Regions from separate parts of the Homo sapiens genome. Here region 2 is linked to region 1. A link is an interaction called in ENCODE POLR2A ChIA-PET data of the cell type or tissue named here. Cell type or tissue: PC-3. All regions are shown on one strand. Each heading gives the region's core, and the rest is flanking DNA. Links, peaks and the distances in the headings are about the cores only.

The links. Peaks named below come from ENCODE experiments on the same cell type or tissue, not always from the same donor. Only the 100,000 strongest peaks of a DNase experiment are listed, where the experiment ranks them.
Region 2: POLR2A ChIA-PET joins it to region 1 with 14 read pairs; 2 of 35 experiments call an interaction of 5 or more read pairs at or near these places.

The regions. Positions count from the first base shown.
Region 1 is chr9:33,088,747-33,104,451 of GRCh38, reverse strand. It overlaps a transcript of B4GALT1 not described here. Among named protein-coding and RNA genes, the nearest start is that of MIR12117, 12 kb to the left of the region's middle. In PC-3, for the core only: no CTCF peak of the experiment used is centred there; a DNase peak (open chromatin) is centred at 3,181; H3K27ac peaks cover 864 bases.
Region 2 is chr9:33,387,485-33,400,840 of GRCh38, reverse strand. AQP7 (aquaporin 7) reads left to right here. Exons shown (of 8, transcript NM_001170.3): 3 at 5,646-5,763. Among named protein-coding and RNA genes, the nearest start is that of AQP7, 8.4 kb to the left of the region's middle. RefSeq lists enhancers at 9,156-9,450, 8,977-9,763, 9,764-10,551. In PC-3, for the core only: no CTCF peak of the experiment used is centred there; a DNase peak (open chromatin) is centred at 9,177.

The sequences.
Region 1 (15,705 bases), core at 2,964-6,963:
GAGAAGTTGAAGCCTGGACTCAGTCAAGATCTCAGGACTGGGAGCAAGGAGCCTCTTACTCCCAGGGTGCCCACTTGGTTCCCACTGACTGTTGGTGGAAACTAGGGGCTGAGCTGGAGGCTTTTTAGAGGAAGAAATGACAAGCTGGGGGCTGGATTATCCCTGGGGGTGAAAATGGAGTCAGCTAGATAGGTTATGTCTTGAAGGAGAGGAGGGTCCCCTGGTGTCAGGAAGCAGAGCCTGAACTCCATGTTAGACCCTGGATTGGAGAGTGGGCAGGACACTTGGGAGAGACAGGACTTGGTACTGGCGAGGGTACTACCACACCCATTCTGGGAGTGGACTATAGAGAAATAAATCCTAAAAGTGGACCTATCTTTTGACCTCACAAGTCAACTTCTAGGAATTCATCCTAAGAAAACAAAGTCACACCCCAAGATGTATGTGCGTCAGTGTTCGCCCTAGTGCTGTTTGTAGCCCTGGAAAATGAGAAGCCACCGTCAACGGGGGACTGTGCTAAGTAAAATGAAGTACATCCAAACAATCAAGTACTATGCAACCATTGAGAATGATGAAGTGGATCTATATTTATCGATTGGAAAGAGGCCTAAGGAAACAAAGGAAACTACAGAATGGTCTTTCCATATGAGGCAGGGAAATGTATGAATAATTTAGTGCAGAAATTACTCTGTAATTGTTTCTGGGAGCAGATGCATGAGCAAAAAATTGAAGATGATTTTCCTTCTCTACATAGCCTGGGGCCAGGCCCCTGTTCTAAGCGTCCCCGCCCCACCCTGGGCTGAGGCCTTTGTTCAGAATGTTGGCCCTGTTGAGAGGACATGCTGGGTTGTCTTCTGGGAGGAGTTGCATTCCCCATAAGTCCCCCAGTCTTGGAAGGGTGATGCAGGGTTCCTCCCCTGGGGGAATGGTGGAGGCCTGAACTCTGTTCACAGGTGGTGGGAAATGGCATGGCTGTAGGAAGGTCTGAGAAGGCAGAATGGGAGCTCAACACAGGCTGGGGGGGCTTCTGGCAATTCTCTCAGGTTTAGAAAAATAGTTACAACATTTCTTGCCACTCTTTTGTGAGGGCAATTGAACTGTCAAGCCTCAAGACACTAAAGAATGGAAAGAATGCGGTAGGAGAGGAACACTGTCTTGGCTCTGGAGGGGCGAGATTCGCCTCTTGTGCCTGATCAGAGCTCGACAAGGGGGACCCCTTTTCTAGTAGATCTTTGACTCCAGAATCTAGGAGCCCTGTTGCAGAGGGAGGCCCTGACATCTGGATTTTGACACAGACCTGAGCCTGGAGCTGTTGGAAACTCATTTCTGGGACAGATGTGGAATGCTGGACAATCAAACGTCGCCGGGGCCTTTGGAGTGCTCCCTGTGTCCTGTTGCGGTGGCCACAGTGACTTTGGTCTCCCCTGATGACAGAAGCACAGGAGAAAGGCCAGCTCCATGGCCCAGCTCTTAGTTCCCACCTTCCTCCAAGGCGGGCCTGTGGGGCAGGGAGGGTGCAGGTGGACTCGTGAACCCCTCACCCGTGTTCACCCTCCATGAGCACACTCGGCGCTTTCCCACGTACCGTGTGTTGCTCCTTACAATAATTCCAGCATGGGAAACTTAGGCTCAGGGAGCTCACATGACTTGCACAAGGTCACACAGAGTTTGGGTCTGACACAGACCTCCTGAGTCCCAGGCTAGGGCTCTGGCCACTGGACCATGACCCAGCTCCTCATCCACACAGTGTGGGAGCAGGGCGATGGAGGCTGTGAGGTTCCTTGCCCCAGCCAGGGAAGCTGTGGCCTCAGCAGCACTGCCGAGAGAAGTACAGCCTGGATCCAGGGCTGGAGCCAAGAGCACCTTTGGGATGAGATTGTTTGTGTTTTGTTTTGTTTTCCCTTTACTGTTTTAGAGGACTTAGGAACCTAGTAAACTTGACAGCGACAGTTCCGTATACCAGGGGCATTGCATTGGTGTCACCACGGTCTGGGAGATGTACAGGAATGGTTAACACTGAAACAATCCATGAGGATGCAAGGAGGCCTGAGGCGTGGGGAAGAGGGAAGAAGGGAGACTCCTGAGGGCTGGGGATGCAAGTGGACCTGAAGACATGGGGTTTTCTGCCTCTGAGGCATCACTCTGGGCAGCAACAACCAGTTCCTGCTTCATGGACAACACAGCTTCTTAATCCTCCTGGACCTGCCCTGCCTGGGCCAACACCTGGTGCTCAGGAGGGCTCAGCACAGTGTCTGTCTGAAGACTGCGGGGACCCAGAAGTCCAGGTGGAGACCTAGGATTCCCCAATAAGGCCTAGATGCCTGCTTAGTTCTCCCTTTCTCTTCTGGGCACCTTTCCTCCCCGACTGTACACCCTCTTCCCAAGGGAGAGCAATTGCCACACTATTCCAAGACCCCCCTGTAAGTTCTCAGCCAAAGGCATTTTCCTAAGCAAAGCCAGGGGCTGTGGTTTGTTTTGATGACAAGCTGAATCAAGACTGCTAAAAAGCAGGCTGTTGGGTTTAACTTCATCAACTCCAAGCCTCAATGATTTGTGTTCCATGTGGTTTGCTCTGGATAGACACTGACCTAGTGACAATGAGACTATGGAATGGGGAGAGAAGAATTGCATGCTGAGGACAGGAGAAATCTTCCCCATGAACAATTTGTCTGTTGGGCATGACATCTCATATGTCAGCTTGGGCCATTCCTACCAGCTTGGAATGCTCTGTGTCTGACTCAGATGCTGTGTGTGTCTCAAGGGCGCTGGGCTTGGTGGCCTCTGTGAATTTGGCTGGCAGATCTTGGCCCTGCTGGCTCCCAGGATCCATGGGCACTCTTCCTGTCTTGGGTCTACCCTGTCGTGCAGGTTCACTGCCCACAACCTCCGGGAGACTGTTCCAAGGGTTTTCTTTGTGGGAGACAAGGCCTGCCAGGCCTTTCCCTGGCCCCTCTCCAACCCTGATGTCAGTACACATCCTAGCATACTGCTGGGAATGCCTCAATTTGAGGGAGTGCAATTAGTTGAGGGAACTGAGGAAGTGCTGTAATGGGAGTCTAGGGTTGACCCCTGGGTGACCAAGGCCAGAATGTCAAAGGCGTTTGAACCAGAGCAACTCCATCTTGAACTGGGGCTGGGTGAAATAAGGCTGAAACCTACTGGGCTGCATTCCCAGAAGGTTAGGCATTCTTAGTCACAGGATGAGACTGAAGGTTGGCATAGGATACAGGTCACAGACCGGGCGTGGTGGCTCACACTTGTAATCCCAGCACTCTGGGAGGCCGAGGCGGGTGGATCACTGGAGGTTAGGAGTTTGAGACCGGTCTGGCCAACATGGCGAAATGCCATCTCTACTAAAAATACAAAAATTAGGCATGGTGGTAGGCGCCTGTAATACCAGCTACTCGGGAGGCTGAGACAGGAGAATCGCTTGAACCTGGGAGGTGGAGGTTGCAGTGAGCCGAGATCACACCATTGCACTCCAGCCTGGGCAACAAGAGTGAAACTCCGTCTCAAAAAAAAAAAAAAAAAGATACAGGTCACAAAGACCCTGCTGATAAAACAGGATGCTGTAAAGAAGCCAACCAAAACCCACCAAAACCAAGATGGTGATGAAAGTGACCTCTGGTGTCCTTACCACTCACTATATGCTAATTATAATGCATTCGCATGCTAAAAGACACTCCCATTCCCATCAGTGCCACGACAGTTTAAAAATGCCATGGCAATGTCTGGAAGTTACCCTATACGGTCTAAAAAGGGGAGGAACCATCAGTTCTGGGGGAAATCCCCACCCCTTTCCCAGAAAACTCACGAATAATTCACCTCTTGTTTAGCATATAATCAAGAAATAACTATAAGTATACTCAGTCAAGCAGCCCACTCCGCTGTTCTGCCAGTGGAGTAGCCATTCTTTTATTCTTCTGCTTTCTTAATAAACTTGCTTTCGTTTTACTCCATGGACTTGCCCCAAGTTCTTTCTTGCACAAGATCCAAGAACCCTTTCTTGGGGTCTAGATTGGGATCCTTTTCCTGTAACAAGATCATCTCTCTACTCCCCATCTGGAAACGGGGTCAGGAGGCTACGAGGGCCTTTCCAAGCTGCCATTTTGTATTTCTAAGAAAACTCTTCAGCCTGATTATAGTTACTGCTAGGGTGCTAAAGACAGGACTCTTATCCTCCCTCAAGGTCTCAAAGCCAGAAACAAAGGTCTACTTTGTCAATCCAGGAAACTAGGGAAGGGAGGAATGGAGGAAGGGCAGTCCCTGGTAGTTCCGAGGGATCCCCCAGGGCATGGCCAAGAGGCCAAAGGGAACTAGGCCTCCTCTGCGTGTTTTCCTGGAAGGCTCTACTGCTTTTCCTTCTTCAGCTGGGTTCTACCCCTGAACCAAAGCCACAAAAACACAAAGTTCAGCTTAAAAAGTAAAACACAAAACTTGTCCCAAGAGTCTCTGGTGACCTAGTTCTGGTGACCAAATTCTGGCCTGAGGCTGACCCCAAGGGAACCTCAGAGCATCAGCCTCTCACAGCGCCCTGGGGGTATTCAGTCCTGAGTACCTTGGCTGTAAGGCCAGCCCCCTGCTGAAGTCCCCCTTGCCAGAGTCAACCAGAGGGCCACTCTTTTTCAAAGGGACTTGGTGGTCAGGTGCCAGCTGTACTTTACCAGAGAGGAGGGGAACCCAGTAGGAGCTTTAGGGCTATGGGCCAAGGAGACCCTGCCAACCTGGAAGGCAGTAATTATCTCCTCTGCAGGTATTCACAACATTTACTGGGTCACAGAGCACCTCCATAGCTTGGGAGGCCTGTTGCTCACCACAGCTTTGGGACGTGACATGGTGGTTGGCCAAATGTAAAGAGTATGGACTTTAGAGCCAGATACGTTTGGGTTTAAAGACTTGGCTTCAGGCCGGGCATGATGGCTCATGCCTGTAATTCCAGCATTTTGGGAGGCCGAGGCAGGCAGATCACCTGAGGTCAGGAGTTCGAGACCAGCGTGGCCAACTTGTTGAAACCCTGTCTGTCCTAAAAATACAAAAATTAGCCAGGCGTGGACTCTATCTCAAGACAAATAAAAAAATAATAAAGACTTGGCTTCACCACATAGTCACTGGGGAACTGTAGGCAAATTGCTTTTTTGTGGACATCCACAATTATCCCAGTACTGTTTATTGAAAAGCTGTTGTCCTTTCTCCACTGTACTTCAATGCCACCTTGGTCATAAAGCAACTGTCCTTTCCTGTGAGGGTCTGTCCCTGGACTCTATTCTAGTTCATGGCTTTATTTATCTATCGTTGTCCCACTACCATACTGTACCTTTTTACTGAAACTTGTTCTTTTTTTATTGAGTGTCTTGGCTCTTGCATTTCCATAAGAACTTTACAATCAGCCTCTCAAGAGCCACCAAAAAACCCCACCATAATCACCCCACTTTTTGAGATATTGATTGAAATGCTGGTAAGTTTATGGATCACTATAAGAGACCTGATATCTTTAAAACATCAAACCTTCAACGTATAAACAAGATAGAATCCTCTTTTGGTTTAGGTCTTCTTGCATTTCTTCACAGGGATCTTATACATTTTTATTATTTTTTCCCAGGTATTGTATATATTTTTACTCTTTTTTATTTTTTGAGACAGAGTCTTGCTCTGTCGTCCAGCGGGGAGTACAGTGGCATGATCTCGGCTCACCGCAACCTCCGCCTCCCAGGCCCAAGTGATTCTCCCACTTCAGCCTCCTGAGTACCTGGAACTACAGGCACATGCAACCATGCCTGGCTATTTTTTTCTATTTTCTGTGGAGACAGGCTTTCACCATGTTGCTCAGGCTGGTCTCGAACTCCTGGGCTCAAGTGATCCACCTGCCTTAGCTTCCCAAAGTGCTGGGATTATAGCCGTAAGCCATTGCGCCCAGTCTATTTTCACTATTTTTAAATAAATGATAGCCTTTTGAAACATATTTTTCTTTTGTTGCTCATATATGTAAACACAATTTTCGTATATTGACTTTGTATTCAGTAACCTTGATAACTAATTCTAATAATTTTCTCCACATTCATTTGGATTTTCTAAGTATCTTCTACGAAGATTTCCTGTCATCTTTAAATGTTTCTTCCGGCCGGGTGCGGTGGCTCACGCCTGTAATCCCAGCACTTTGGGAGGCCAAGGTGAATAGATCGCTTGAGCTCAGGAGTTTGAGACCAGTCTGGGCAACATGGCGAAACCCCATCTCTACTAAAAATACAAAAATTAGCCACGGATGGTGGCACGCGCCTGTAGTCCCAGCTACTTGGGAGGCTGAAGCAGGACGATCACTTGAACCCGGGAGGCGGAATTTGTGGCGGGCCGAGATCGCACCACTGCACTCCAGCCTGGGCAACAGAGCAAGACTCCGTCTCAAAAAAAAAAAAAAAAAAAGATGTTTCTTCCTTTCCAATCTCAAAGCTTTTATTTCGTACCTTCCTGTGCTGTCTAGGACTTTCATTACAATGTTGAATAGCGGTAGTAGAGAGGTATTTTCATTTATTCTAAGTCTAGATCTCTAAAGGAAAACTAAAGTTTCACCATTAAGAAGGGTATTTGATATAGTTAAGAATGATAGTTGAAGGCCAGGCACGGTGGCTCACGCCTGTAATCCCAGCACTTTGGGAGGCCGAGGCAGGTGGATCACCTGAGGTCGGGAGTTCGAGGCTAGCCTGACCAACATGGAGAAAACCCGTCTCTACTAAAAATACAAAAAAATCAGCCAGATGTGGTGGTGCATGCCTGTAATCCCAGCTACTCGGGAGGCTGAGGCAGGAGAATCACTTGAACCCAGGAGGCAGAGGTTGTGGTGAGCCAAGATCATACCATTGCACTCCAGACTGGGCAACAAGAGTGAAACTCCATCTCAAAAAAAAAAAATGATATTTGATATAGTTTTATGTAGACTTTCATTATACTAAGAAAATTCCCTTCTATTCCTTGTTTGGTAAGAGTTAAGTTTTTTGTTTTGTATTGTTTTGGTTTAATCATGAATGGATGTTGAATTTTATTAAATGCTTTTCGGCATCTATTAAAATGATCACGTGATTTTTCTCCCTTATTCTGTTAACGGGGTAGATTTCTTGGATTGGTTTTCAAGTGTTAAGCCAAACTTGCATTCCTAGAATAGAAACAATTTACTCATTATGTAGTGACCTTTTTATCTATAGCAAGATTTGGTTGGCTAATCTACTATTTAGGATTTTTACATCTATGTTCATGACCAAAATTAGTAGGTAATTTTCCTTACTCATAATATCCTCCTTAGATTTTCATATCGCTGAAAAAGTCTTTTTCCTTTTTATTTCAATCTCATAATTATGTTCAAAGGAAAAAGTTTTGTGGCCAAGCACACTGGCTCATTTCTATAATCCCAGCACTTTGGGAGGCCGAGGCAGGAGGATCATTTGAGCCAGGAGTTTGAGGCTGCAATGAGCCATGATCACACCACTGCACTCCAGCCCGGGTGATAGAATGAGAAGACCCTGTCTAAAAACAACAACAGAAAGGCCAGCAATGGTAGCTCAGGCCTGTAATCCCAGCACTTTGGGAGGCCAAGGTGAGCAGATCACTTGAGGTCAGGAGTTCTAGACCACCCTGGCCAACATGGTGAAACTCTGTCTCTACTAAAAATGTCTCTCTCAAAAGATCTTATTGTACTATGCTTACCTATTTTCAGATTGCAGTTGACCATGGGTTAATGAAACCATGGAAAAGGAGACTGTGGATAAGAGGGGGACTACAGTAGTCAGAATTTTAGGGGACAGTGTTCTGTGTATGTCTCTTAGGTCAAAGTTGTTAATTGTATTGTTCAAATCTTCTATTTCGTTAATGAATTTTTTTTTTTTTTTTTTTTTTTTTTTTTTTTTTGAGATGGAGTCTCACTCTGTTTCCCAGGCTGGAGTGCAGTGGCGCAATCTCGGCTGACTGCAAGCTCCGCCTCCCGGGTTCATGCCATTCTCCTGCCTCAGCCTCCCGAGTAGCTGGGACTACAGGCACCTGCCACCACGCCCAGCTAATTTTTTGTATTTTTAGTAGAGACGGCATTTCACTGTGTTAGCCAGGATGGTCTGGAATTCCTGACCTCATGATCTGCCCGTCTCAGCCTCCCAAAGTGCTGAGATTACAGGCATCAGCCACCATGCCCGGCCCTACCTTAATGAATTTTGAAATCAAATCTTCTATACTCTTTGCTTGTTGAAAATTTCCCACTAGGCTTGTAGCTTTTTCTATTTGTCTTTGTAGTTCTATCAGTTCTTACGTCTTGTGCTTTGAGACTATGTTATTAGAGATTTAGCAATTTAGGATTGTTGTATCTTCTGGGTTTAAGACTTTTTGGCCGGGCGCAGTGGCTCTCAGCTGTAATGCCAGCCCTTTGGGAGGCAGAGGTGGGCGGATTGCCTGAGGTCAGGAGTTTGAGACTAGCCTGGCCAACATGGGGAAACCCCATCTCTACTAAAACTACAAAAATTAGCCAGGCAATGGTGGTACACGCCTGTAATCCCAGGTACTCGGGAGGCTGAGGCAGGGGAATTGCTTGAACCTGGGAGGCAGAGGTTGCAGTGAGCTGAGATCGTGACACTGCACTCCAGCCTAGGCAACAGAGTGAGACTGGGTCTCAAAAAAAAAAAAAAAAAAAGAATTTTTGCCTTAAAGTAAATTTTATCTAGGAATTATATAGTGGTGATGGCTGCATAATATTTTGAACATACTGAAAAAAAATTGAATTATATACTTTAAAAGGAAGGAGGAAACCAACCTTTTATTTTATATATATATATACACACACTATATATATACATATATATACACGTATATATACACACATATATATATAAAATACAGCTATATCAGCTTTCTTTTAGAGTCTTCCAATTTTATATTTCTCAGTCCTTTTACTGTATCCTTTTTTCCATATCCTTATGCCTTACCTGTATCCTTATGCCTTACTGTATCCTTATGCCTTACCTCTGTCTCTGGTAAATAGCATGTTGTTTGTTTTTTAAACCTGTCTACTAATTCTTGTATTTTAACTGGAGAATTTCTTTTCCATTTATATTCACTGTAACTATTGGTATATTTCAGTCTGAATCTATAATTTTATTAAGTTCTTTCTTTTTTTTTTTTTGAGACGGAGTCTTGCTCTGTTGCCCAGGCTGGAGTGCAGTGGCATGAACTTGGCTCACTGCAACCTCTGCCTCCCAGGTTCAAGCTATTCTCTGGCCTCAGCCTCCCAAGGTAGCTGGGATTACAGGCGCATGCCACCATGCCCGGCTAATTTTTGTATTTTTAGTAGAGACGGAGTTTCACCATGTTGGCTAGGCTGGTCTTGAGCTCCTGACCTCATGATCCACCTGCCTCGGCCTTCCAAAGTGCTGGATTACAGGCGTAAGCCACCGCGCCCAGCCCTAAATGCTTTGTATTTGTCTCCTCAGTCATCCTCAGTCATCATCAGTGGCTTTGACGTGAGAAGACTTTGTGGAATGGTAGAGAGGAAAGTTATATTGGAATAGGGTGGGAGTGAACAGATTGAGGGAGCAGAAATAGCATTTTGGGGGCAACTGTTTCTAGAAGTTTCGCTATGAAGGAAAGCAGAGAAATGAGGTGGAGTATGAAAAGAAATAATAGGCCAAGGAAGAATTTTAAGAGTGAGAGATACCAGAGCATGTTTGTATGCTGAAAGAGCACTCTTTATGTGCTCTATATTCCCTTTTCTCTCCTTTCTTGCCTTCTTTTGAATTGATAATATATTTTTAACTTTTCTACATTTTTTCTCTACCGGCTTGGAAATTATGCACCCTTTCACTATTCTTTTAGTAATACTACAGGGATTACTATATCCACCCTTGACTTATTTAAGTCTAATAGGAATTTATCTTCTTCCAGGATAGTGCAAGAACCTTGGAACACTTTTACTCCATTTACTGTCTTGGCTTTTACGTCATTGTTGTTATACGTTTTAATTTCATTTCCAACCTCATGTTATTATTATTGCTTTATGCAGCCAGCATCAATTCAGGTTTATAAACATATTTACCATCTTCATTGTTTTTCATTCTTTTCTGCGTTTGCAAGCTTTTTTTTTTTTTGAGACGGAGTCTCTCTCTGTCGCCCAGGCTGGAGTGCAGTGGCACAGTCTCGGCTCACTGCAAGCTCCGCCTCCCGGGTTCACGCCATTCTCCTGCCTCAGCCTCCCGAGTAGCTGGGACTACAGGCACCCGCCACTATGGCCAGCTAATTTTTTGTATTTTTAGTAGAGACGGGGTTTCACCGTGTTAGCCAGGATGGTCTCGATCTCCTGACCTCGTGATCCGCCCGCCTTGGCCTCCCAAAGTGCTGGGATTACAGGGGTGAGCCACCGCGCCCGGCCATTTGCAAGCTTCTGTGTGGCATCATTTTCCTTTGACCTAAAGAACATTTTTTAGTATGGCTCAATCAGTGACAGATTTTCTCATTTTTATTTGTCTGAAAATGTCTTTATTTTACTTTCATTCTTTTTGAGAAATTTTTACAATGGAAAACTTCAAACATATGCAAAAGTAGAGAGACTAGTATAATGAAGCTGTATATCCATTATTTAACTTCAACAATTATCAGCACCTATCCAATCTGTTTCCCACCACACAGTCCCCACCCAGTTCCAGGTTATTTTGAAGAAAGTCCCTGGCATCATAATATTTCAACCGTAGGCCGGGCGCAGTGGCTCACGCCTGTAATCCCAGCACTTTGGGAGGCCGAAGCGGGTGGATCGCCTGAGGTCAGGAGTTCAAGACCAGCCTGGCCAACATGGTGAAACCCCGTCTCAACTAAAAATACAAAAAAATTAGTTGGGCATGGTGGGGGGTGCCTGTAATCCCAGCCACTTTGGGAGGCTGAGGCAGGAGAATCGCTTGAACCTGGGAGACGGGTTGCAGTGAGCCAAGATTGTGCCATTGCACTCCAGCCTGGGCAACAAGAGCGAAAGTCTGTCTCAAAAAAAAAAAAAATTCATCTGTAAATTCTTTAGTGTCTATCCCTAAAAGATAAGTACTCGTTAAAAAAAACCACGACAATTTAAAATAAATTAAATTACTTACTATCAAATATTCAGTCAGTATTCAAATTCCTCCGATTTTTTCTTATTCTTTTATTTACAGTTTTTTTTTTTTTGAATCAGAATCTTACCTTTCTCCTTGAAGGGTATTTTTGCTGAATATAGAATTCAAATTTGGCAGTTATTTTCTTTCAGTACCTTAAATATGTAATTCCATTGTCTGCTGGTTTTCATTATTTCTGAGCAGAAGTCATTGATTAAATTGTTGCTTTTTTTTTTTTTGGAAGATAATGCATCTTTATTCCTTTGACTGCTTTTAAGATTTTCTCTTTGTCACTGGTTTTGATGTGTCCCATGTAGACTATGTGTCCAATGTACTATGATGTGTCCGGGTGCAGACTTCTTTTTATTTATTCTGCCTGGGTTTCTAGGATTTCTTGAATCTGTGATTTGATACCTTTCTTCGTTTTTGGAAAGTCTTCAGCCATTAATCCTTCAGGCTTTTCTTCTACCCCGTTATCTCTCTCTTCTGTCTTACAGGAACTTGAATTATACATGTGTTAGAACTTCTCATCGCACTCTTTATGAATCATTTCCTCTCTTCTGTATTTTCCATACTTTTGTCTCTCTGCACCTATTTCTGTTTTTTTCTGACTTATTTTCTAATTCATACATTCTCTCTTTAGTTTGTCAGATCAACTGGTAAACCTATCCATAATTACTTATTATTGATGATTGTACGGGTATACCTTGGAGAGACTGTGGGTTCAGTTCAAGACCACCACAATAAAGTGAATATTGCAATAAAGTGAGTCAAACAAATTTTCTGGTTTCTGAGTGTATATAATAGTTTATGTTTGCACTAGAGTCATTAAGTGTGCAATAGCATTATGTCTAAAAACCAATGCACATGCCTTGATTTTTAAATATTGTATTGCAGCCACGAGGTGGCTCATGCCTATAGTCGCAGCTACTCAGGAGGCTGAAGTGGGAGGACTGTTTGAGCCCAGCAGTTTGAGGCTGCATTGAGCTATGATTGTGCCACTGCACTTCAGCCTGGGTGACAGAGCGAGACCCTGTCTCTAAAAAGAAGAAGGAGGAGGAGGAGAGGGACAGAGGGAGAAGGAGGAGAAGTAGAAGGAGGGGGAGAAGAAGGAGAAGAAGAAGAAAAACATTGCTGAAAAAGGCTCTCACTTTGTGAGATAAAGAAACAAAGTGAGCACATGTTATCAGAAAAATGGCCTTGATAGATGGTCCAGGCAGGGTTGCCACAAACATTCAATTTGTAAAAAGTGCAATTCCCCAAATAAATAAAATAAAATAAAGTGGTGCACAATAAAACAAAACATGCATGTGTTTTTGGTTCTTGAATTTCCATTTAGGTCCTTTTTTATTATTCCCAGTCCTCTGCTGAAATTCTTAACGATGCCTTTGAGGATGGTAAACATAGTTACTTTAAAGTTGGTTTGTTATCATGCCAACATTTGGAGCCCCTGTGGAGTTATTTCTATTGTCTACTGGTTTTGCTGGTTTTCATTCATGCTATATTATCTCTTCATGAGCCAGAAATTGTATTTGCAAAATACAATGCAAAAAATTGCTTATAGCAATAAGTTGAGGCCTGTGATGTCTTCCTCCAGAAAGGCTTTAAATTTGCTTCTGCCAGGCTCTTCAGAGGCAATGGCATTCCAGAATTACCTTATTCTAGTTGCAGGGATGGAGATGATTTGAAGCTGATTCCAATTAGGGTCTGTCTACTTGTAATTCACCCTTACTTCCAAGGTTCAGCTGTTCCATATCTCAACTTGGGGAGGTTCATTAGGGCTCCTTTTTTTTTTTTTTGAATACTTTAAGCTCTAGGGTACATGCACACGACGTGCAGTCTTGTTACATATGTATACATGTGCCATGTTGGTGTGCTGCACCCATTAACTCGTCATTCACATTAGGTAATTCTCCTAATGCTATCCCTCCCCCCTCCCCCCACCCCCAACAGGCCCTGGTGTGTGATGTTCCCCGCCCTGTGTCCAAGTGTTCTCATCCTTCAATTCCCACCTGAGTGAGAACATGCAGTGTTTGGTTTTTTGTCCTTGCGACAGTTTGCTCAGAATGATGGTTTCCTGCTTCATCCATGTCTCTACAAAAGACATAACCCATCCTTTTCTATGGCTGCATAGTATTCCATGGTGCATATGTGCCACGTTTTCTTAATCCAGCCTGTCATTGATGGACATTTGGGTTGATTCCAAGTCTTTGCTATTGTGAATAGTGCTGCAATAAACATACGTGTGCATGTGTCTTTATAGCAGCACGATTTATAATCCCTTGGGTATATACCCAGTAATGGGATGGCTGGGTCAAATGGTATTTCTAGTTCTAGATCCTTGAGGAATCGCCACACTGTCTTCCACAATGGTTGAACTAGTTTACAGTCCCACCAACAGTGTAAAAGCGTTCCTATTTCTCCACATCCTCTCCAGCACCTGTTGTTTCCTGACTTTTTAATGTTCGCCATTCTAACTGGTGTGAGATGGCATCTCGTTGTGGTTTTGATTTGCATTTCTTTGATGGCCAGTGATGATGGGCATTTTTTTGGGTGTCTGTTGGCCGCATAAATGTCTCCTTTTGAGAAGTGTCTGTTCATATCCTTTGTGTAATTTTTGATGGGGTTGTTTGATATTTTCTTGTAAATTTGTTTAAGTTCTTTGTAGATTCTGGATATTAGCCCTTTGTCAGATAGGTAGATTGTAAAAATTTTCTCCCATTCTGTATGTTGCCTGTTCACTCTGATGGTAGTGTCTTTCGCTGTGCAGAAGCTCTTTAGTTTAATTAGATCCCATTTGTCAATTTTGGCTTTTGTTGCCATTGCTTTTGGTGCTTCAGTCATGAAGTCCTTGTCCATGCCTATGGCCTGAATGGTATTGCCTAGGTTTTCTTCTAGGGTTTTTATGGTTTTAGGTCTAACATTTAAGTCTTTAATCCATCTTGAATTAATTTTTGTATAAGGTGTAAGGAAGGGATCCAGTTTCAGCTTTCTACATATGGCTAGCCAGTTTTCCCAGCACCATTTATTAAATAGGGAATCCTGTCCTCATTTCTTGTTTTTGTCAGGTTTGCCAAAGATCAGATAGTTGTAGATATGCAGCATTATTTCTGAGGGCTCTGTTCTGTTCCATTGGTCTATATCTCTGTTTTGGTACCAGTACCGTGCTGTTTTGGTTACTGTAGCCTTGTAGGATAGTTTGAAGTCAGGTAGCGTGATGTCTCCAGCTTTGTTCTTTTGGCTTAGGTTTGACTTGGCAATGCAGGCTCTTTTTTGGTTCCACATGAACTTTAAAGTAGTTTTTTCCAATTCTGTGTGGAAAGTCATTGGTAGCTTGATGGGGATGGCATTGAATCTGTAAATTACCTTGGGCAGTATGGCCATTTTCACGATATTGATGAGCATGGAATGTTCTTCCATTTGTTTGTGTCCTCTTTTATTCCGTTGAGCAGTGGTTTGTAGTTCTCCTTGAAGAGGTCCTTCACATCCCTTATAAGTTGGATTCCTAGGTCTTTTATTCTCTTTGAAGCAATTGTGAATGGGAGCTAACTCATGATTTGGCTCTCTGTTTGTCTGTTATTGGTGTATAGGAATGCTTGTGGTTTTTGCACATTGATTTTGTATCCTGAGACTTTGCTGAAGTTGCTGATCAGCTTAAGGAGATTTGGGGCTGAGACGATGGGGTTTTCTAAATATACAATCATGTCATCTGCAAACAGGGAAAATTTGACTTCCCCTTTTCCTAATCGAATACCCTTTATTTCTTTCTCCTGCGTGATTGTCCTGGCCAGAACTTCCAACACTAGGTTGAATAGGAGTGGTGAGAGAGGGCATCCCTGTCTAGTGCCAGTTTTCAAAGGGAATGCTTCCAGTTTTTGCCCATTCAGTATGATATTGGCTGTGGGTTTGTCATAAATAGCTCTTATTAACTTGAGATACGTCCCATCAATACCTAATTTATTGAGAGTTTTTAGCATGAAGGGCTGTTGAATTTTGTTGAAGGCCTTTTCTGCATCTATGGAAATAATCATGTGGTTTTTGTCTTCGGTTCTGTTTATATGCTGGATTACGTTTATTGATTTGCATATATTGAACCAGCCTTGTATCCCAGGGATGAAGCCCACTTGATCGTAGTGGATAACATTTTGATGTGCTGGTGGATTCAGTTTGCCAGTATTTTATTGAGGATTTTCGCATTGATGTTCATCAGAGATATTGGTCTAAAATTCTCTTTTTTTGTTGTGTCTCTGCAAGGCTTTTGTATCAGGATGATGCTGGCCTCATAAAATGAGTTAGGGAGGATTCCCTCTTTTTCTGTTGATCGGAATAGTTTCAGAAGGAGTGGTACCAGCTCCTCTTTGTACCTCTGGTAGAATTCGGCTGTGAATCTGTCTGGTCCTGGACTTTTTTTGGTTGGTAAGCTATTAATTATTGCCTCAATTTCAGAGCCTGTTATTGGTCTATTCAGGGATTCAACTTCTTCCTGGTTTAGTCTTGGGAGGGTGTATGTGTCCAGGAATTTGTCCATTTCTTCTAGATTTTCTAGTTTATTTGCATAGAGGTGTTTATAGTATTCTCTGATGGTAGTTTGTATTTCTGTGGGATC
Region 2 (13,356 bases), core at 7,291-11,290, 290 kb before region 1:
CACACTGAGTTTCTTTTCAGGTTTTTTTTTTTTTCCGAGATGGAATCCAGTTCTGTCGCCCAGGCTGGAGTGCAATGGCATGATCTTGGCTCACTGCAACCTCCTCCTCCCGGGTTCAAGCGATTCTCTTGCCTCAGCCTCCTGAGTAGCTGTGATTACAGGATTACAAGCACACACTACCACACCCAGCTAATTATTATTATTATTATTTTGGTATTTTTAGTAGAAATGGGGTTTCGCCATGTTCGCCAGGCTGTTCTTGAACTCCTGACCTCAGGTGATCCACCCGCCTTGGCCTCCCAAAAGGTTGGGATTACAGGTGTGAGCCACTGCACCTGGCCTCACACTGACTTTCTTTGCTTTCTTCAAACATGCTGAGAGTCCTCTGGTGACTAGTCTCCCTCCACCTGAGAGGCTTTCTGCAGCTAACATACAGCCCACTCTCGTCTCCTTCATGGCTTTGCTCCAAGGCCACCTTCTCAACAAGGATTACTCTGGCTGCCCTATTTGAAATCACACCCCATCTCCAGCCCCTGCACTCCCAATTCCCCTCTCCTTGCTCTGTTTTTTTCCGTAGGAGCTGGTACCTTCGCTTATACAAATGTACTTACTTATTACATTTCATTGCTGTCAGCTCCACGCAAGCAGGGATATTTGCCTGTTGTACACTTGGACGGAGAGAATGAATAGTGCCACTCTGTTGACATCATTGCCTCTAGCCTACATCGCTCTCCAGGGCTTTAGATCCTGTTTCTAGAGACCCACTGGTGTCTCACAGGCAACTCAGCTCCTAGATGGAAACAGCCTCCTCCGCCCCCTGCAAGTCCACTCCTCCTGTGCTCTTGGCTCAGTCAGGGGTCCCCTTCTCCTCAGTTGCTCAAGCCAGAAGTCAAGGTCATGTCCTTCATACTTCCCTCTCCCCCATGTCTCACATCCAGTCACCAATCTCCTAAAATATCTAGAATGTGCACAGCTTCCACCATTCTTTCTACCACCACCCTACTCCCCCATGGCCATGTCAGGCCACCACCCGCCCATTCTTCAAAACCCCCTTCAGGCCTCACCTCCCATGCCTTCCCTGAGCTCCCCCAGTCCCAGGCTGCTTCTCTCTGGTGTTGTTGCCATTACCCATCTCTTCCATTAAACAGAGTGACCCAAGGGTGGAGAGTGGGTTTTGACTTTGTATCCCTGGTGCTTGACTCATAAGTAGATGCTCAACAAAAAAAAATTTTTTTTTTTTGAGATGGAGTCTTGCTCTGTTGCCCATGCTGGAGTGCAGTGGCATGATCTCGGCTCACTGCAACTTCTGCTTCTTGGGTTCAAGCGATTCTCATGTCTCAGCCCCTCCCCCCCCAGCTGGTATTACAGGTGCCTGCCACCATGCCCAGCTAATTTTTTTTTTATTATTAGTGGAAATGGGGTTCTGCCATGTTGGCCAGGCTGGTCTTGAACTCCTGACCTCAAGTGATCCACCTGCCTCGGCCTCCTAAAGTGTTGGGATTACAGGCATGAGTCACCATGCCTGGCCAACCAATGTTTGTTGAATTAAGAAATGTTGGTTAGCAGGTTGAATTGTTGGCTCGTGGTTAGTTGGATAGTTTATGGTTGGCTGGTTGATTAGATAATTAAATGAGTTAATAGCTGGTTAACAGGAGAATCAGTTAGTTGGTTTTTGATAGGTTAGTCAAAGGGTTAGTAAGCCACCAGGCGTGGTGGCTCATGCCTGAAATCCCTGCACCTTGGGAGGCTGAGGCGGGAGGATTGCTTGAACCCTGGGAAGTCTAGGCTTCAGTGAGCTGTGACTGTGCCACCACCGCACTTCAGCCTGGGCGACAGAGTGAGACCCTGTCTCAAAAAAAAAAAAAAAGGAAAAAGAAAAAGAAAAGAAACAGGCTTTTAGTGAGCTGTTAGCTATTTAGTTCCTTGGTTAGCAGATTACTTAGGGAATCTGGTTGGCTGCCAGTTTCTTGCTTTGTAGGCTGGCTTTCTTGGGCCCCTCTTCTTAGTCTGTACCCTCTCCTTGAGCTCTCTCATCTATGCCCATGGCTCAGATGACCATCTGTGATTTGCTGTCCTCCAAATGTGTCTGTAAGTGAGACCACATGACCAGCTGCCTCCTCACTGGCCATCCCACCCAAGTGTCTAGCGGGCTCCTCACACTCAACATGCCCAGAAAGGGCCTCCTTGTCCATTCTCCCACAGCTTCTCTGCTGCGCCCCACACTAGTCAGGACCTGCCCTAGCCAGGACCTGAGGGCATCGCTGAGCTGCCCCGCTCTCTTCCCTCTCTAACCAAACACCAAGCCTGTCAGCTTGACTGTGCTCTTTTGGCCATTGGCGCTGCCATCTCTGTGGCTCAGGCTGCCGCCACTTCTCCACCCATCTGTGGAGAAGCTGATGCTCACCCTGCCTCCACTCCACTTCCTCCATCCTGGCCTCCACAGGGGAGGCAGCTCTCCTGCTGAAACCCTCCACTTGGCCCATGGCCCTCTGGTAGAGTTCAGACTCCCTAATGTGGGCCATGAGGCCTTCTGCCACCTGGCCCTGGCCCCTCTCTGCCCATCTCATGCCACCTCCACTCCTCCGTGGCCAGCCCATTCCTGCACATTGGATACTGCCTTAGCTGCAGGCCTTTGCACATGCCAGTCCTACGCCCAGAGTGATCCCTGCCTCCCTGGAGGCTCCTTTACCCTCCAGCCTTCTTTTCTTGACCTAAATTTCCCTTTCTCTGGGAGCCTCCTACCCCCTCCTCTAGGCCATTCACTTCCTCCACATGCCCCACGGTGCCCACTCTTTCAGCTGGGGCAGTGCTCATCACACTGCATAGTAATTGCTCAATTGATTGCTTTTCTTCCCACGGGCTGGATCGTACCAGTGTCCTTTACTGCAGTGTCTGAACATTCTAGGCACAGTAGATTCAAGAAATCTTGAGTTCATTGGCTGGTTGGTGGTTATCTGTTGCTTACTGTGTCTTGCCAGCTGTGTGGTGATGAGGAAGGAGCCAGGCTTCCAGGATTCTCTTGGTGTTCTTGGCTTTCTGCTCTATCCACTTCTCTCTCCTCTTCTGTGGTTACCTCCAGCATGGGAGCTGGGGTTGGATGGGGGCCAGTGGAGGGTCACCTCGCCCTGCTAGGGAGAGCAGCAGCATTCCTCAGGGCTCCTAAATTCCCCTGACCTCACAGCAGCAAAAAGTAAGCAGAGGGAATGAGAGATGTCCAGGCATGGAATAAAACATCTTCCACTTTTCAGCTGAGACCCTCTGTTCATAGCTCACCCATCCCAGTCTTTGCTCTATTCCTTACCCCAGAGAAACAAAACCAGGGAGGAGTAGATGGAGGGGGATGCAGAGTTGCGCGGATAATCCACTGGCCCCCATCCAACTCCAGCTCCCATGCAGCATCGTATAGGGGTCTCATTATCCCATGAGCAGCCTCCTCAGCCCTGAAGAAGAGACCCTACCAATGCAAGCAGCAGCCCAAAGACAGTCCTGGGAAGGTACCATAGAGGCAGGGGAGAGGTAGACAGAGCAGGGAGCCAAGAACACCAAGGAAATCCTGGAAGCCTGGCTCCTTTCTCATCAGCACACGGCAGGCAACAACCAGCCAATGAACCAAAGATTTATTGAATCTACTATGCCTACTATGTTCAGGCACTGCAGTGAAGGAAACTGGTATGATCCCAGCCCTTAGGAAGAAAAACCGTTAATTAATTATTAATCAAGCTTTTTTTTTTTTTTTTTTTGAGACAGGGTGTCACTCTGTCACCCATGCTGGAGTGCAGTGGTGTGATCTCAGCTCACTGCAACCTCTGCCTTCTGAGCTCAGGCAATCCTCCCACCTCAGCCTCCCCATTAGCTGGGACCACAGGCGTACACCACAACACCTGACTAATTTTTGTATTTTTTTTTTTGTAGAGATGAGGTTTTGTCATACTGCCCAGGCTGGTCTTGAACTCCTGGGCTCAAGCGATCAGCTCGCCTCGGCAAGTGCTGGGATTACAGGCGTGAGACACTGTGCCTGGCCTAACTGAGCAATTACTATGCAGTGTGATGAGCATTGCCCCAGCTGAAAGAGTGGGCACCGTGGGGCATGTGGAAGAAGTGAATGGCCTAGAGGAGAGGGTAGGAGGCTCTCCCAGAGAAAGGGAAATTTAGGTCAAGAAAAGAAGGCTGGTGGGTAAAGGAGCCTCTGGGGAGGCAGGGGACCATTCTGGGCGTAGGACTGGCATGTGCAAAGGCCTGCAGCTAAGGCAGTACGTGATGTGCAAGGATGGGCTGGCCAGAGGAGTTGAGGGGCTGGTGTCAGCTTCCGGGCATGCAGACAGTGAGATAGCAGAGTGACTAAGGCCACACTTAGAGGTATCTGTATCCCTCTTCTTCCTCTTTTTTTTTTTTTTTTTTTTTTGAGATGGAGTCTCGCTCTTGTTGCCCAGGCTGGAGTGCAGTGGCAAGATCTCGGCTCACCACAACCTCCATCTCCCATGTTCAAGCGATTCTCCTGCCTCAGCCTCCAAAGTAGCTGGGATTACAGGCATGCGCCATCATGCCTGGCTAATTTTGTATTTTTTAGTAGAGATGGGGTTTCTCTATCTTGGTCAGGCTGGTCTCGAACTCCCGACCTCAGGTGATCTGCCCACCTTGGCCTACCAAAGTGCTGGGATTATAGGCGTGAGCCACCGGGCCCAGCCCCTCTTCTTCCTCTTTATCCTCCAGGCCCACCCCGCCACCTTCCCCAAACTCCAGTCCTATACCTCTCTCTATATGCAGATTTGGGCCCTGTTACTCACCTGTTTCATCTACCTTTCCATCTAACCGTGCACTTAACTCAATATAAATCAAGTGCCAGGCCCTTTGGGAAGCTCTGAGGATCTAGTTGGGAGTAAGACAGATTCCCCAGTTTTCACTCATTCAACAAATACTTATTGCACATCTACTATGTGCCTGGCGTGGTGCTGGGCACTGAAGATACACCAGGAAGTAGATCCAGTCCTTCCTTTTCTCCCTCCCTCTCTCTTGGTCATTCATTCATTCACTCACTCTCTCACAAACCTCTGTTTGCACTGACCTGGTTGCACAGCCTGGTGCATTTTGCTGACCCCTTCATTTTTGACAGAACCTGGCGCTTGTTTCAGCGCTCAGTGCTGTTTATAGAGCTCGGCAGCAGACTTTGTCACACCTCATGCTGTTTGTAGAGTGCCTCACTGTTGCCAGGCCCTGGCCTGTGACCCCAAAGTTCTGGCTCTAGCAGATAGGCAGACGGACAGACGGACAGACATAGACAACTGAGCTCCACTTTCCAGCCTGCTCTCTCCCACCCTGCTTTTTTCCAGAGGCTTGTTGGCACCGTGGATTGCACTTTCAGCTCCCCACCCGCCCATCTGCAAAGTGGCCTCATTGGTGTGCCATTTTTACTGGTCCAGTCCCAACTAGAAGGGGCATGGCCTGGCCATCTACCCCAGTTCCTCTCCATGTCCCCGTGGCTCTCAAGTGTCTCCAATTCCAGCTGTCCCAGCTGCCCTGCGCAAGAGGAGGCGTGTGTGGGCGAGGCTGCTGGGTTACCTATTAACTCAGCTGGGAGTTGAAGAGCCGATGGGCAGCAGGCAGACTTGAGTCTCCTTTCTGTCCATGGGCTCGGGCCACTGTCTTAGGTCCACCCGTGGCTCCAAAATGGTCTCCTGGTCCGTGATAGCAAAGATCCAGGAAATACTGCAGAGGAAGATGGTGCGAGAGTTCCTGGCCGAGTTCATGAGCACATATGTCATGATGGTGAGTGGGTGGGCAGCACGAAGTGGGTGGGGCTCCGCCAGGGCCGTCCATGACCCCCTCCCCATGCTGACCCCATGGGTCACATTGTCCATTCCTTGCCTCTGAGCTGGGAGCCTGGGGAAGCAGCAGAGGAAAGTAAGGAGGGGGGGCTTTCTCATCAAGCCTTTTTGGACAGAAAGGGCTCATAATATGTGGGGGTCAAATGAAACCATGCACTGGGGTATCCGGGGCACGGCTGGAAATGGGGAGAAGGGAAACCCAGGATAAAGAGATTGAAGAGGCCCAGGTGCGGTGGCTCATGCCTGTAATTCCAGCACTTTGGGAGGCTTAGGCAGGTGGATCACCTGAGGTCAAGAGTTCGAAACCAGCCTGGCCAACATGGTGAAACCCCGTCTCTACTAAAAATACAAAAATTAGCTGGGCATGGTGGCGGACGCCTGTAATCTCAGTTATTCAGGAGGCTGAGGCAGGAGAATCACTTGAGCCCAGGAGGCGGAGGTTGCAGTGAGCTGAGATCACACCATTGCACTCCAGCCTGGGTGACAGGAGCGAAACTCTGTCTCAAAAAAAAAAAAGAAAAAAAAAAAAAAAGAGAGAGAGAGATTGAAGAGAAACTTGATGATCGGGCTCTGATAATGAATCCAGAGGGCAGTGGGTGATGTTGAAGGCTGGCAAGCAGGGGAGTGACATGATCAGATTTGGGTTTTAAAGGTAATTTTGGGTGCAGTGTGGAGCATAAGCAGAACAGGCAAGGCTGGCAAGAGGGAACCAGTTAAGAGGCTGTTTTTGATCTGGGACAGAGAGAAGGTGATGACTGGTTTGGGGTTGGAGAAGAAAGCACATGTTTGAGAGGGCTGTGGAAGACAGAATCAGGGAGACTCTGCCAGCAGAAGATGTGGGCAAAGCGCCGATGAGCTGTTCTGGAGCACGGGGCCCAGCACAGGGTGAGAGGTGAGATGCCTGTGGGGAAATCCAGGAGATAGTTAAACACATGCAAGGGGCTGGAGCTCAGGAGAGGCTTGGTCTGGAAGGAAAAAGTTGAAGTTCATCACAACACAGGTGGTAGTTGTCAATACTGTCCAGAGACAGTGTACAGAAAGAGAAAAGGATGGGTTGAGGACAGAGCCCTGAGGAATGAAGAAGGGCATGCAAAGGAGCCTGAGAAGGAACGGTCAGAGAGGTGGGAGGAGAACCAGAGCAGACTGCATGACAGAGGGGGGCAGTGGTTCCACCAGGAAGAAGCCGTCAGCGGCGTGGGCAGCGGCAGATGGGCCACGCGAGGTGAGTACTGGCAAGAGGCCTTTGGGTTTGGCAACGTGGAGGTTGCTGGTAACCTTGACAAGGGCTCTTCTTTAGTGTGTGATTGGGACAGAATCCAGACTGCAGGCGGGATGTGAGGTTGCTCCCTCTCCACCTGCTTCAGCCCTGCCACTTACCCCAGCGAGCCTCTGCCCTTAACGTGACTGTAGCCATGTTTATTGCATCTTATGCAGGGTCCAGGGTCTAGAGAAAGAAGGGGCAGCCTCTGGGAAGGGAGGCAAAGGCAGCCAGGTGCATGCTAGAGGAAGGTGGGGTGAGAGAGGCTGTTTGTGTGTGTGGTGGGGCCCATGGAGCTCAAGGGAGACAGGAAATCGGAACACCGGGGTTCTTAGCCTGACCCTGCCACTGAGTGACCAGTTGGCCTTGGGCATGTCTCTGCATGGCTTAAAGCCTGACTTCTCACTTATATCATGTAGAATTAGGCTTTCGTGGGCTTTGGAGCTGTGTTTGAATCCTAGCTCTGTTATCTTCTAGCTGTGCGACTATCCACAAGTATCTTAACTGTTCACAAATTTAGCTTTCTTATTTTTGAGACAGGGTCTCACTCTGTCTCCTAGGATGGAGTGCAGTGGTGTGATCTCAGCTCACTGCAGCCCCCACCTCCCATACTCAAGTGACTCTCTTGCCTCAGCCTCCTGAGTAGCTGGGACTACAGGCGCGTGCCAGTGTGCTCAGCTAATTTTTCTATTTTTAGTAGAGATGGGGTTTCACCATGTTGGCCAGGCTGGTTTCGAACTCCCGAATTCAGGTGATCTGCCTGCCTCAGCCTCCCAAAGTGCTGGGATTGCTGGCGTGAGTCACCTCGCCCGGCCCACAACTGTAGCTTCCTTATTGGTTAACAGGAGCACTAACATCAAACTGGAGGACTTGTGTGAAGAAGGCCAAGTCTCAGCACCCAGTACACCTGTGGTACCCATGTATTGGTCCCTTGTTATTAGGACGGGTGCTCTAGCTGCTCTCTCCTCTCTGCCTCTAGCCCTCCTTTGCTCCTCTCCTACCTCCCCACCTGCTTTGGCTCCTGAGCTGTGAGGACAGCAGTTGGATCCTGTCCCTCCTTAATCCAGGGCAAAGTAATGATCTTATCACAAGACATTCCAGCCCCATGAGGGCTGTTAACCCTTGGAACCTCGGAGGCAGGAGGGTGCGTCCTCTGAGAGCTGTTAGGGAAATAGGCACCGCCCACATGCTTGATACCTGCCCACATCTGTGTTCCTCTTCCTTTTGTTGAGATTTTCATTGAGCACCTAATGCATCCCGGGCTCTGTGATGCTAAGCCCCTTACGTGCAGCATCTTCCCAAATCCTCGCAATAGCCCTGTGAAGTAGGTACTATTATTATCCCAGTTTCACAGATGGGAAAACTGAGGCTCCTTGAGACTAAGCCTTTTGCCCAAGGTCACACTGTAAGTCAAGATTAAATCCAGTGCAGTCTAATATCACAGTCTTTTTTTTTTTTTTTGAGATACAGTCTTGCTTTGTCACAGTGGCGCGATCTCAGCTCACTGCAACCTCCATCTCCCGGGTTCAAGCGATTCTTGCGCCTCAGCCTCTGGAGTAGCTGGAATTACAGGTGCATGCCACCATGCCCAGCCAATTTTTGTATTTTTAGGAAAGACGAGGTTTCACCATGTTGTCAAGGCTGGTCTTGAACTCCTGACTTCAAGTGATCCTCCCACCTCGGCCTCCCAAAGTGCTGGGATTACAGGCATGAGTCACCGTGCCCGGCCCAGTATCACAGTCTTGACCGTTAACCTCTATGCTCTGTCCCTTAGCTTAAATATTGCCAGCTTTTGAAGACTCTGGCTTGTTAATGCTCCCCCAGCCAGGGTAAGGTCCTCACTTTCAGGTAGTTCAAGATGCCTCTCTCGGCCTCAGTTTCCCCATTTATAGAGTGGGAGAAAAATTCTTGCCGTGCAGATTTGCTGTGAGGATTGAAGACAGTAGCACTTGTAAAAGAACTTTGTGAGGTGTAAGCCTATATCGGACATTGTGTTGTTGTTATTTTTAGTTGCCAGGCTGTGCCAAGAAGTGAGGGCTTTTTGTTTTTGTTTTTATATATATATACAGGAATCTCAGTGAGTCACCAGGGTGAAGGTTTTGCCAAAAAAGCTAGTGTGACCTTGGCCCCATTTATTGCAGCCAGGATGAGGGAAGTGGACTGATCCATGTTGCAGCTTCCAGGGGTGTTGCCCTTGGAGCTGGCCTCCTGGCTGTGGGGGAGAGTTGGATGGGCTGGGCCACATTCACTGATCAGGGAGAGGAGGGGCTGGAGCCATCCGGGCCCTGGAAAACCAGCCATACACGTGAGACACGGGGCAAGGGTTGTAGATCACATGCTACGGGGGCCAAGAGAGCGGCAACTCAGGGCGGTGGGGACTTTGGCTGGCTGCAGAGTGCCAATCTGTGCAAGGCTGTAGAGCTGCCGCCACTCCAGCTGACTGTTGCCATGGAGAGTGGAATGCAGGCCAGTGTTGCCTGAGCTGCTCATTTTTCAAGAGAGAAGGAAACTTCTGTTCTTCAAAACCAAGTTATCTAAACAAAACCTGTGCGCTGGATGAATTACGTGCATGAGTTGCCAGTTGGCAACCCTGACACAGGGAATCATGTGGGGTTCATTCACTCACCCAGTATTTTATTTTATTTATTTATTTTGAGACCGAGTCTCACCCTGTTGCCCAGGCTGGAGTGCAGTGGTGTGATCTCAGTTCACTACTCTGCCTCCCAGGTTCAAGTGATTCTCCTGCCTCAGCCTCCTGAGTAGCTGGGATTACAGGCATGTGCCACCACGCCTGGCTAATTTTTTGTATCTTTAGTAGAGACGGGGTTTCACCATGTCGGCCAGGCAGGTCTCGAACTCCTGACCTCATGATCGGCCTGCCTCGGCCTCCCAAAGTGCTGGGATTACAGGCGTGAGCCACCGCGCCCAGCCTATGCTCATCCAGTATTTTTAGCACATGGTATTGGAATGGGGGAAAGGCCATGGGGGCCCCTCTGTTTTCAGACCCTCCATGCCTGCTCCAGTCCCTCTACCTCTTGACCCTGCCAGCCTGTCAACCTGTCCTGGCCTCACTCCCCCCTGCACCCCCATCTGTTCCTGTCCTCTCCTGCTGTATCTTATCCTGGATCTGAAGCCAGCCTAGCTCTGGGCTCCCCTGCTTCTGTCCTGGGGCTTCTGAGGGACCCAGTGGGCCCTGCTCAGCTGCCTCTCCCCCACCATATCTGGGCTATTTCACATTTTCTCAGACTTCCCCAAAGCTGCTCTGTACTCTGACTTTTTTTTTTTTTTAAATCAGCAAATGGCTTGATCTGCTGCTTGACAGGTAAAATAATCAACACTTCCTGTGTTCAGCTCACCCTCTTGTCCCTCTCACCACCAGACCCATTAACCACCCATGTATCCACATATCACCCCTTGGCTGGGGCGGGGTCCTCTCCTTCCTGGAGGACCCCTCCACTTCTGCACCAATCCAGCTGTCCAGCCTATTCAGGTACTTTACTCTGTCCTTTTTCTCTGTCCTTTATCTTCAGCCTGTCCCTCTCTCAGCCTATAAATATACTGAAGTTTCTCCACTGAAAACAACACAAAATGAAACATCCCTCCCTTCACCCTGTCAGCCCCTTCGCGGGATCATGTTCTCTCTCCCCCGCTCCTCAGGCGAGTTCTCGAAGAGGAGTCTACACTGGTGTCTTTCAACTCTTTTTCTTTCTTTTCTTTTTTTTTTTTTTTTTTTGAGACGGAGTCTTGCTCTGTCACCCAGGCTGGAGTGTAGTGGCGTGATCTCGGCTCACTGCAAGCTCCGCGTCTTGGGTTCAAGCAATTCTCCTGTCTCAGCCTCCTGAGTAGCTGGGATTACAGGCAAGCGCCACCACACCTGGCTAATTTTTGTATTATTAGTAGAGACGGGGTTTTGTCATGCTGGTCTTGAACTCCTGACCTAAAGTGATCCATCCACCTCGGCCTCCCAAAGTGCTGGGATTACAGGCATGAGCCACCGCATCCGGCCTGGTCTGCCTTCTTACCCTGTACCCTCTCCTGGGGCCTTCTCCTCTGACGGCTTTGACTTCGGCCCTCATGTCTACAATTCTCCAGGTTTTCTCTTTTATCAACTCTAGAACAGAGTTCTCCAGGGGAAATACAATACAAGCCATCTGTATAATTTAAATTTTTCTAGTATCCACATTAAAAAGGTAAAAAGCAACAGGTGAAATTAATTTTAATAATTAACCCATATATCCAAAATCCTATTTCAAGATGCAGTCAATGTAAAATTATTAGGATATTCTGGCCAGGCATGGTGGCTCACACCTGTAATCCCAGCACTCTGGGAGGCTGAGGTGAGAGGACTGCTTAAGGCCAGGAGCTCGAGACCAGCCCGGGCAACATAGTGAAACCTCATCTCTACACAAAATAAATTGAAAAAATTAGCTGGGACAGGGCGCAGTGGCTCATGCCTGTAATCCCAGGACTTTGGGAGGCCAAGGCAGGCGGATCATCTGAGGTCAGGTGTTTGAGACCAGTCTGGCCAACATCGTGAAACCCTGTCTCTACTAAAAATACAAAAAAATAGTTGGGCATGGTGGCGTGCACCTATTATCTCAACTACTCGGGAGGCTAAGGCAGGAGAATCACTTGAACCCGGGAGTTGGAGGTTGCAGTGAGTAGAGATCGTGCCATTGCACTCCAGCTTGGGCGACAGAGCAAGACTCTGTCTCAAAAAAAAAAAAAAAAAAAAAATTGGCTGGGTGCCGAGGCACATGCCCATAGTCCCAACTACTTGGGAGGCTGAGGTGGGAGGATCACTTGGGCCCAGGAGATGGAGGCTGCAATGAGCCCTGATCATGGCACTGCACTCCAGCCTGGGTGATAGAGCAAAACCCTGTCTCAAACATCAAACAAACAAACAAAACAGTGGCACAAGAAAGCAAGGCATGCATGGAGCAGCACAGTTGTTTGGTTTGAGGCCATCTGGCACAGGTAACTGCCTGGATTTAATCCTGGCTCACCAGGTACAGGCTGTGTGACCTTGGACAAGCCATTCAAGTTCTCTAAGCTTCAGATTACCCTCTGTCAAGTGGGGGAGAATAATAGTGCTTAAGTCATAAGATTGGTGTTAAGGGTTAAAGGAGGTGATCAGTATAACTCGCTGGCATGTAGGCAGTGCTCAATAAATGGTTATTATTATTTAGTAGTAATACTATTGCTGAATACAAAGAGTATTGGGGCAGATATGAAACAGGCAGAAAGGATGAAATTATGCAGGGTCTTCAATGGTGGCCTACTGAGTTTGGACTTTATCCTAGAAGTGGAGGAGAGCCAGTGAGTGAGTCTGGGGAAGACGCGATGGGGTTTTTGTTAGGAAGATCACTCTGGCTGCAAGGAGGAGGCTGGGTGAGGTTTGGGGAGAATGTAAGCAGAGCTGATTGGATGCTGGGGAGGATGGCGAGGAAGCTCTCATTTGCAACATCTGTTTCTGGCTCGGCCAACGGGGATGGGGAACATAGAGTGAGGAGCAGGTGTGCTGTGAGATGGCGAACCTTCAACAGAGCCTGAGACGCCCGCGGAACACCAGGAGAGTTCCAGTGGGGATTTGCAAATAGGGATCCGGCTCCCCCGCGGAGATGACGGGAATTTTAGCGCATCAGGCATAGCTGAGACTGTCTACGTGGTAAAACCATGCCTGAAAAGACCTTTGGAAAATCAGGAGGTTGCTGGAGCCCTTGGAGAGAGCTTTGGTGTCTGTGACATGTGGAAGTGGAAGCCAGATTGAGGAGGGGGTGCGAGGGAAGGGGTGAAGCAGCTGGCCAGCGTGTTCTCTCCTGCGGCCTGACTGAAGCAGGGAGGAGGCAACCAGGAACCCACAGCTGGAGAAGGACGCTGGGCAGGGGTGGGACAGTTTGCTGGGAAGGATGAGACTCCAGTGTGTGGGAGCCGATCAGTGGGAGGATGGAAGGTATGGGGGAGACGGAGGCCTCTGCAGAGGGAGAGGATAGCACAGGAGCCAGGGCTGAAGGGAACAGTGGCTCTGGACTGAGGCTAATGGGCCTGAAGGTAGGCCCCTTCCCCTGTGAAGGCGTCATTATCTGAGGAGCCGTGAGGGATGGGCAAGAAGCAGCAGCTTGGGAATGCCGCCTGAGGTCAGTGGAAATGAAGCTGAGGGCAAGACAGTTAGGGCCCCACTGTTCCAGCATTGTGGGAATTGCGGTGGAGTGTGTGTGTGTGTGTTTGTGCAGGGAGGGGTTCCTGGCAGAGTCAGGCACGGATGGATTTGGAGGT